2 separate regions of the Mus musculus genome follow, and region 1 is linked to region 2. The links are chromatin contacts, found by Hi-C or POLR2A ChIA-PET in ENCODE. All regions are on one chromosome and are shown on one strand. Each heading gives the region's core, a stretch centred on a gene start or an enhancer-like site at or near the end of the contact. The rest is flanking DNA. Distances are from core to core; before and after follow the strand shown.

Region 1 (4,947 bases), core at 571-3,070, 41 kb before region 2:
GTTGCAATTTAATTTGTAGAGTTGGTGAACATTACAAATTGTGAATAGCTAAACCTCTAAGTTTCTTCAAATACATAGCAAAGAACAGTTACAAAGGCAATGCCAGGGAGGGGTGACTGAAGGAATGAGTGTACTAGTAAACGCAGGTCTTTAAAAATCAAACATCTTTGTCAGGGCTGATGACTTACACACAAAAACACTTGCTTGCACAAGTCTACCATTCGATTCTGAAAAACAGCTAAGTTTTTGATTCGGCAATCCTTCCGGGTAGATGCTAGAACTTCTGACATCCACAAAGAGTGTACGCGATTACACCGGTGTAAGCTCCCAGATTAACCATCCTGCTGCAGACCAATGTACCACACAGTCCACATTTGCAAGCTGATTTTTTACTTCCCTTGAGTCCTCAAAAATACTTGTGGGGATAGGTCGCAAAACAGGGTTTCCTCTTTTATTTTCATCACCTTCATAATGATACAAACCAATGGGAAGAAAATCGAATCTCCCAAATGTAAAGGTGAGATGAGATGAAAAAAAAAAAAAAAAAAAAAAAAACACACCCCAAAAGCATCTTCTTTCCGATTCCCAAATAGACAAGCAATTCCACCTGTTTGTAAACCCCCCACTTGCACTGTTAACACAAACCTCTGCGGAGAGGGACGGGGGAGCGAGGGGAGAGGGAGAGAGAGAGAGAGGCGGGCGAATTACTGCTTTGGAGTCCTTATTCTTCTACCTAGGCATGGGGGAGGGGATGGTACAAAACAATGGATACCGAGGGGCTAGGGGGAAAATCTTTTTGCCCTGCAGCCTCCTGCGTTCCGAGCTGGGGGCGGGGAGTTACACTACTTTTCCTCCAGCCCTCAAAGCCGACACGGAGATTGCCACCAGGCGTGTTTAGCAGGGCGGTCTCTGCGGCCACAACTCCTTTCACTCGGCAACACACCCAACGCCGAACCCACCACTCGTCCCGCAGGGTCTGCGAGGAGGAGACCGCTCAGCGCCGAGGACTTTGGGGTGGAGGCGCAGAGACCCCACCCCACAGCCCTACGGCCGCGCCCGCCCTCCCGCCCGCCCGCCCGCCCGGCGCCAAGCGTCCTCGCGACCCGGGCAGCCCCGCAGTCCCGGCCGGGAGGCGCCGAGAGACCGGAGCAGCCGGAGCGCGACTGACTCGCCGCCCCGGGCCCGCGCCCGCGCCCCGGCGCTGTCCCGGCCGCCCGCTCCGCAGTAGGCCCGGCCCGGCGCTGTCAGGGGGCAGCCTGCCGCTCCCCGTGTCCCGCCCGCCGGCCCCGCGCGGGCAGCGGCTCCGAGGCTCCGGCGCCCCGGGCCGTGGCACCCCGGAAAGCGGCCGCGGCGCCTCCCAGGGCCCCGACCCCTCAGGCCTCGCCCCGGCTCCGGCGGCTCGCGCCTGTCAGGACGTGTGGGCCTCCCCTTACCGACGGCCGGCCGGGCCCCCCGACAGGCAGGAAAGCAGAGAACCGGCCCACGGGCGCTCCTGTGCCGCTCCCGCCCCAGGCTGCCGTCCGGAGCCCGGACTCCACCATCCCTGCTCACCTCCTTCCTCCTCCTCGTCCTCCGCTCCCCGAGCGACGCTCCCCTGCCACCGCCCCCCCGCCCCTCCCCCACTCGCCCCGCCCCTCCACACACTCTGGCTCCAATCGCCCCGCCCCAGCCCCCTTGAGCGAGCCTGGGCATTCGCTAGGGAGGAGGGATGGGCGGAGCCAGAGCAAAAGCAGTCACCCAATCAGAGGGAAACCTTGGCGCCAGCTTCCCTGTCCCCGCCCTTTTCCTTTCCTCCGCGGCAGTGCGCGGTCTCCCGCCCACTGGGCGCCGCTGGCTAGCTCCGCCACAGAGAAAAGCCTCCAGCCGGGTAGAGAAACGACTCCCAGTCGGAAGTTACGGTTGAAGCCCAGGCAGCCATAATTGATGATGGCAGGAGGCGTTTCCTGTCACCCGTTTGACGTACGTTTTTCCTGCTTTTGGTTCCCCGTTACCCCAGGCAACAGCAGAGCGGTCTGGAAAGGGATGCACCTGTAAGTATACTTACGGAGGATGTGCACACACACAGTCCACACTGGGCGAGTTAATTCGCGATCGGGAACTGCCGGTTTGCTTGCCAGACCCTTTACGGAGCCCCTGATCGCTTACCTAGAACTACAGTTTAGGGCTTCAAAACTCCCTCGCACCGGAAGTTGCGCTTGCACTTCCTAGTAGGGTCATGGCCAGGAGGTGGGAGTAGCCGGACCCCGCCTGCGCCCCAGGGGGTGCCTCCTCTCCCAGAGCTGACGAGTGAGGTAAGTGTCCCTGACGCCCTACAGCAGGGCCGGCCAGGCCGGATGAACCGCAGGGAGGGAGCTGGGAGAAGACTAAGCGGAGGCCCCGGGCCGCTTCCGCTGGCAGAGGGTTTCCTTTCCGGCTGGTGGGGCGGTGGCCAGCCTTCCCTCCGCCCCTCTGAGGTTCCCTGTAGGGCGAGGCAGCCGGATCGGCCGCCGGGCGAGGCCAGGCCCGCAGTCCCTAGGTCTGCACAGTGGGGCACGGTGCACGCCTCCTCGAGTTCCTGTCGAGTACAGTACTTTCACTCCCTGGCCTTTAGAAACTCCAAATTTTGGGAACCAAAGAAACCGGTTTCCACCCCAGCTATCAAAGAAAAAGATGACTTCCCTGAGCCAACCCGCAAAGCAAAACCTTCCCTTTCATCTTTGATTTTTCTTCCCTTTCTGTCCTGCCTCCCCTTTCTGAGCTCTATGTAAGCTTCAACTAGAAGTCTGGGTTAGGGTATATTGAAGTAGTTAGTCCTGGGTGTTTACGATTGTGAATATCCTTTTAAAGGACATTTTAAAAATATTTAAAATGCTTTATGTGTCTCCAAGACATTGTCTCATGTAGTTCCTTCTGTGGACGTTTGGAGTCAAGAAGTCAATCGTTCTGATAACTACAGATTGGATTCCTAAAGGTGCAAGAAAAAAAAAAAGAACAATTTTCAGGTAAATTGAAATATGCTTATACCTAACCAAACGAAAATTAAAGTACAAATCTACCTTCTCTACCTATGTTCCAGAAAAAAAAATGAAGTAATCCTGTTCTCCTGAGGTTTACTGTTGTAGTCAGCTGTCACCTTTTGTGATGTGTGTCCATTTACCTGCTTGGTAATTGTTAAGATTCTGCTATGTACACATTTCTTTCCTATTCATATTCCAACTTTAGTACTATCTAGAAGTCATTTATAGGTCTGCAGTTAGGCAGACCCTAACATAAATTTGCTAAGAATTTCGAAGTTGAGAATCTGCAGAATACAGTATTCTTACAACCAAGAAAAGTGGCAATTTTGTAAAACAGAATACAGAGAATATATAAATCAAACTCCTGTCAAAGTTTTGTATTATACATGGACATTGCCACCTTAGAACTTTAGATCGTCTTCCCCTCTGCGACACTGACATTTTTAAGAAGTCATCACAGAGGTATTGTTGGAAAGGGATTCCTTTTCTTATTTCATGCAAACCAGAAGTTAGACTGGAGGCCTGACTGACTGTGTAAGTACTGGGTTCTCAGACGCAGCTCCATGTGCCGGCGCCTCCTGTCACTAGTAGAGTCCATCCCACCTGTCAAGCTGAGGGTTTGGCTTTGATTTGCCTCTGTGTGTAGAGTATTTCATAGTGCTCTAGGCTGGCAGTATAGACTGTCTCCCTTTAATAAATGTTGCTACTTTGCCTATGCTTTAAGCTGATGCAATGAAATCTACAGCAGAGTATACTGATGTCAGCATAGTTTCTTGAGTTTCAAGTCCTGGCACCCTGCAGACTGCTGTTGAAAGATGTATAGCTCTGTAATTCAAATATGTGAATCTTGATGTTATCTTGGCAGATACCAAGGTAACTATTGTCCATCTGGCCACAGTCCAATTTAGGCAATGGTATTTTCTCCCTGAAATTCTTCTGTAAGACCTCATTGGTCCTGTTGTTTCTGTGATAGCTTTCTGGTAGTAAAGATTGCGTATTAAAAATTGCAAAATCAAGATTAAACTTAGCACTTAGTTCATTAGGAACATGCCCTGCCCAGTGAATAGAGAACTGTGGGATTTAGTTTATAATCACAAGAGAAAACCGCCCAAGAACGCAGAGCTCATGTCGTTCTCCTGCCCCACACTCACTTTTCATCCTGAAAGTTAAAAGGAATCTCTTAGGTTATCGTAGAATGCTGTCAGCCATCATACAGAAAGTTAAAATAACATGTTTCAATAGTTCTTTGTATAGGAGGAAGTGTGCTCCTCTATGATTGTGAAACAATCTTAATACCGAGTTCAGGAAGGCTAAATAATATAATAGTTAAAACTAGGTTTTAGAATCAGGCCTGGATTTGAGGAATATGCCCATCCACTAGCTAAGGGTCTCTGGGCTTCAAACGAAATTTGAACAGAATTCAAGTATTATATAAAGTACTTTAGCTTGCTTCAGAGCATACCGTATGTGGTCAGAGTATGATTATTATTAACTTCTAAAGCAGTGTCTAATTTAGGCACATATTGGGCATTAAAATATTTAGAAAGTTAGTGTGTGAGAGAGAGATCGCCAAGTTCAATGTCAAACACATAAAAAGATTCTAATTCAGTGATTCTTGAGGACTTTAGGAAAAAGAATGTATATTTTTTAGTGATGACACAAGGTTTTTATACAGAATTTCTGAGATTTGAGGACTGTCATTTGAAAATGTAAACTATCTAGTTCTCTTTTCTTATATACTATGGAAATAGCTAACCAGCTATCTCAGCCACTAATTAACTTTTCACAGAGGCTATTGGTTAGTATTTTTAAGACTGTCACCTAGAACTGAATTTTGAACCAGGTATTTTATATGAGATGACGATGATTGTAACAGTGGTGTCTGCTTCTGCATCATCCAGATCTCCCATGAGCAGGGCCTCTTCTGAGGCTTGGGCACATTTCAGAAACT
Region 2 (5,040 bases), core at 87-2,586:
CAGTCACATTAATTAGCAACTTGCATTCTGCTAAGAGCACTCTACAACAATAACGCAAAAGCAACCACTACTGAGAGCAACCATGTACATTTATTTTTGCAGCCGTAACAAGTATTTTATTTTCCTCTACTCTTACCACGAGATAGATATAGATATATAGATAGATATCGCACGCATATTATGGATATAAATACGAGCACGAATATATATGCTAGGGCCTTCCCCTAAAATTTCAAACTCTTAAATCAAGAGTATTACAGCTGTGAAGCTATCAAAATGTCTTAAACGCAGCTCGTAGGCCTCACACCCACCCCTCACCCAGGCCCGGAGCCGCATTTTGAATCATTCATAGCAGGTAGTCGACTACAGAGGCTGGTTTACAGAGCCAGTTCCCAAGGAGGGGCTCGGGGAAGATAGGCGAGACCTACATCTGCAGTTCTGAGGCTGTTCAGGGAAAGCAAAAACAAAAAACCAAAACCAAAAACCAAAAAGCACGCCCTCTACGTACATTACAGTAGCGGACAGCCACGGGCAGCAGACACAGCATGCGTTCACAGAGAGGGGGCTCCCTTCTCGGCTTTGTTTTCTCTAGGTTGTATTGTACTTTTTTTAAGGGACCCTGTACAGGAGACTGCAAGGAGGAGTTGGCACAGGGCCGGGAGGGCAGCTGTCCCCGCCCCGTGCCCGCACCGACCGACGCCTGTCCCGCAGGACCCCAACCCTCCGGCAGCGGGCAGGGCCGGCCGAGGCGGACCAGGCCTCGGTTCGGGGCACCGACCCCTCACCGGATCTCCGTCCGGACGACACCCCTCTCCTACCGTCCCGTCCCCCGCGTCCAACTGCGTCGGACCGGGCGCCCGGAGGCTCCTCTCACCGCGAGCGCACGCAGCCACGCACGCCCGGCCGCCGGGGATGGGGCTGCGGAGGAGGGGGCGGGCCCGTGCTGCAGCTCCCCGGCCCGACCGACCCGGCCTCGGAGAGCGAGCACCGGCAGCTCCCCGCAGCCCCGGGCGTTGGGCGAGCGCCGGTGGCCGGAGGGCTCCAGGGCCAGCGTGGACAGGGACCGAGCGTCCCGACCCCCGCGGCGAGGCCTCCACGCCCCCTCCCCCTCCCAACGTGCGGCAGCCTCCGCCGACCCGGGCCTAAGGGACGAGGACGCCGCCCGCCCGAGCGTGCGAGCCGCGCCCACAGTACTGACCCCCTCGGGCCGCCGCCGCTCGCCCGGGTCTCCGGTCCGCCGGGCCCCGACCCCGTTCCTCAGCCTCCGCCGCCGCTGCCTCGGAGCGCCTCTGGCCCCGCTCGCTCTGTTTGTTTTTGTTTTGTTCTACCCAGTAACACGGGGGCGACGGCGTGGCGTCTATTGGCCGAGAGGAGGACGTCCCGCAGCCAATCGTGGCGGCCGAGCTGCAGCCGAGGCGGCGAGGCAGAGCTAGGGGAAGTGAGACGTGGAAATAGGGGCGGGGCTCAGGGGGGCGGGGCGCCGTCGGCGCATGCGCGCTGGGCTTGGGACCCGCTCGGCCACCAGCCAGAGTGGGGGTTAAGTGCAGAGGGCCGGGTTGTGAAAGCGGGCGGAGGGCTGTGCCGGGCTGGGGGCTGGGGGCTGGGGCGCGGCTCGTGGACCAGACCGGCCAGTCCTCTCTACAGGGCGTCTCAGCCCAATTCTAGGGCGGTTGTGGATTTCCTGAGGTCCCCACTATTTCTGGGCGTCTGGGAGAATCTGCAACCACTACTTAACTTCTGCCCGCTGGTCCTTGCTCTCGCGTGGCTCCTGCCGTGTGTCCACGTGCTCAGGAAGTTTCTCGCAGGAAAAGCCTAACCCCTTTGAGATAAAAATCGCTCCCTTTTCCCAGATAAAGAGATACAAAAACTGAAGTCCCTTTGCTAACCAGCCAGGCCACTATGGTGCTTGCATTCTTTCCAAAGCTGGGTTTCTCAACCATGGCTATGGTTTGTGTATTGAATCAGCCCTCTCTAGCTGTCTTCTGTGACGTTTCCTTCTGGCTGCCATCTCTAGCCTTCATTTTGTCTCGGATGTTATCGCCTGAGATAATGTGCAGCACCGTATGTTCTTCCTGTGCACCTGGAAAGTGACTGACCTGCTTTCTCTGGCCATGTTTACCTTTAGTCTGAATGGCAATACCAGAATGTTTCCCTTGGTCTTTTCAGAACTGAACTGCTCGATAGCAACCACCATCCCCTAACGTGGGCCTTTCTACCCCGGCTCTTACTGCCTGGTGTTATCTAATGTTCTTCACACACACACACACACACACACACACACACACACACACACCTTCACAAGCTCCCCACTGCCTCCCTGGAGTGCCTGCTTCTCAGCAGACACCCTAGAGCCCACAGTGCGACTTATAGGCTTCAAGGCTATGTCTGCACACCCTAACCCCTGGATACCCGTCCTCCTGAACCCACTTGGACAGCTCACTGCTCCGCATCCTCCCTTGTGTCTTGCCAGGTCTTTTATCATATCATCTCGAAATGTCTCTCCTAGATGGCCTCTCTGCCTGGTACATCTTATCCAAGTCTCTCAGCCTCCCTCAGTCTTTATCAAGTCTCATGCCAGTATGATCCATTTTCTGAAACCTGATTCCGCGGAGCACCAGCCAGTCTGCAGGGACTGAGGACATTCTGCCCGGCATTGTTTCATCTGAGTCCCAGTCCTGGCTTGTCCCACAAGCCCCGTGTCTCACTCACCCTTAGTATGGTGAGCTTGAGAGGTGCTTTGTAGATATATTATACCCATGTAATAAGTACGCCTTGTGCGAGCTCACAGAGAATCCCAAAAGTCAGTAGTCATCACCGGCTCTTGCTCGGGACTTCCTCACATGGCCAGCATCTAAAGCGTCACTTGGCACATGCTACTACATCCAGGCTTTATAAGGCAACTATCCCAAAATCAGGAGATAAGAATAAACAACTCCCATTTTTAAAAGGGAATCTTGGACCTTTAAAAGAGTCTGTTTAGGAAATCTGCCCCCTGGGAAAATATTGTCTAATTGCTCCCTGGGGGGGAAAAAGGCCTAGTAGAGAATAAAACATTCAAATCCCTTCTGCTAACCATCTCCACCCTCACCCTGATACCTGAAATTCCCAAACACACCTTAGTATGTGGTTGACCAGTTTGGACAAAATAGGAATGATGTTCTTGTCCCAGCTGCTTAGTCTCTCTCTATAACAACCCCACTCTCTCCTCAAGACTTGTTTCTTTACCAGTAAAATTCAGAAGTACATGAATTTTTGTAGTACTTTAATAGGCATCCTGAAAAAAAAATGTAGGGGAGAAACTGTTTCATGGCCACGTCTTGGAAAGAACACCTTTCAACCAAGTTACATTTTCCTTTACTCCTAACTCTTTGGCAACTTTGGTGGCCAGCCTATGAAACTCAATGTCTCTCTATTTATTTAAACACAGAACTCTTTTTCTTCAAGATATCCTGGAATGTGTTGCAAGAAACCACTTTGGGACTATAGATGATGACAGACACTATCACCGACATTCCTTCCAGCCACACTGGATCCAGGAAACCTGTGCTGTTACAGCTAAATGTTCTAAAAGGATAAACATGAAAGAAATGCACTAGAAATAGGAAAGTAACCAGGTACCAAGAACTCTTGCAGAGCAAATCAATCTGCAGCTATTTATTGGCTGCCCAGTCTGTGAAAAGCACCTAACTAATCCAGCTGTGCTCTTGGCAAACTATAAAAGAAGTCATAATCTACTTCAAGGGTTCTCTGGGATTCGTTCAAGTCCTAACACCTTGAGAGGCTCTGCCAAGAACTTAGATAGCACCACAGGAGTCCTGGGAATGATGAACAAGAGACAACCAAATTTTCCTCTAGTGTCAAGGAAGGACTCACTCAATGGGGTATGGGCAAAATAAGAGTCGATCTCAATCGAGGATCTGTCTGTGGTTGCAAAGCTTTGATAATGAAGTTTCCCTCCATCCCACAGGCAAGAGTGACGCCAGATGCCAGGCACGGTCACACCTGTGATTCCAGCAGTTAGCAGAGAGAGGCAAGAGGACTTCCATGTGTCCCAAGGCCAGCCTGGACAACCGCATGAAGCCATCCACTAATCAGAAAAAGGACAGAGAGATGGTTGGTGTTACGTTTGGCACACGAGTAAATGGCCTAGAAATACAGAAATGGAAGTCAAACCGCCGAGGATCCTGCGGCGGTGACCTCGGGGCTCTGGACGAAGCCACATTTGAGATCTGACTCTTAAGCACTGTTCTCACCCTTGCAAGAAACTGAAAAACATCCGCCTTTCTGCAGTGAGAGTAGTAGTGCACTTCCTTCCAGAGAACTTGCAGATCCAACTGGCATCAGCATCAGCCCCGTTTGCCTGCACCCATCTCTTGGCCCCCTTTTTCAGAAGACAAGATTTGAGGAATTTCCACAAGAAGCCACGGCATGTCTCCTTTGGCACAAACGGTGAAACCTGAAACATGGCCTGAAGAGGAAGCTGCAGAAAGAACCTTAGGGAAGCCAGCTGACATTTGCATTGCTTTAAGGTTTACTGAGCACTTCTCTGTATACTTTCACCACTTCCCAGTATGTGGGTAGGACACTCTGTGCTTTAGAGGTGATGGAGGTGAGACAGAAGTAATCACGGGGCTTTTATGTGGAGAGCAAATTTGGGGAATTCCCCTACTTCAAACCTTTCATTTGATGAGTAGAGAATTAGATGCACGGGAATTTAGTGAGTTGTCCAAACCCTCATAACCAGTTACGATCAAAGCCAGGATAGGAAAGAAGGTCTCAGTGCACGGGCCATGTAGGAATCATATGGACAGGAAGACTGGCCGTCTGGAAGCCAGGCTGCACTAGGCCCTTTCTACTGCTCAGCCCTGAGTTTTTCAAATGGCAGTCTTAAAGCCCCAGAAGTGATGGGCAGGATGGAGTCGGGAGGAAGCGCCTGACTGACGTTAAAAGTGCTTCAGAGACGGTTCCAAGAACCTGGGCAAGAAGACCACGGTGTGACCAGAGGCACAGCACGGTAAGCAGATGCAGTGTGTCAGCACA

The links. Hi-C counts contacts between places; a loop is a spot of excess contacts on that map. ChIA-PET counts read pairs that join two places held with the same protein, here RNA polymerase II (POLR2A).
Region 1: a map of heart shows a loop between it and region 2 (4-fold over the local background). The contact joins the promoter of Bbip1 here to the promoter of Pdcd4 in region 2. A Hi-C loop is called at or near these places in 7 of 37 maps with a recorded cell type or tissue (adrenal gland, gastrocnemius, heart and 1 more). POLR2A ChIA-PET finds 5 or more read pairs at or near these places in 3 of 5 experiments (Patski and embryonic stem cell).

Annotation. Positions count from the first base shown.
Region 1 is chr19:53,941,500-53,946,446 of GRCm38, reverse strand. Bbip1 (BBSome interacting protein 1) reads left to right here and starts at 1,820. Exons shown (of 4, transcript NM_001195338.1): 1 at 1,820-2,291; 2 at 2,868-2,981. It overlaps Shoc2 (Shoc2, leucine rich repeat scaffold protein), which reads right to left and starts at 1,571. Exons shown (of 9, transcript NM_019658.6): 1 at 1,434-1,571.
Region 2 is chr19:53,899,647-53,904,686 of GRCm38, reverse strand. It overlaps Pdcd4 (programmed cell death 4), which reads right to left and starts at 1,336. Exons shown (of 12, transcript NM_001168491.1): 1 at 1,199-1,336. It overlaps Gm30990, which reads left to right and starts at 83. Exons shown (of 8, transcript XM_030251154.1): 1 at 83-104; 2 at 615-5,014. The coding sequence starts at 83. The coding sequence ends at 1,816.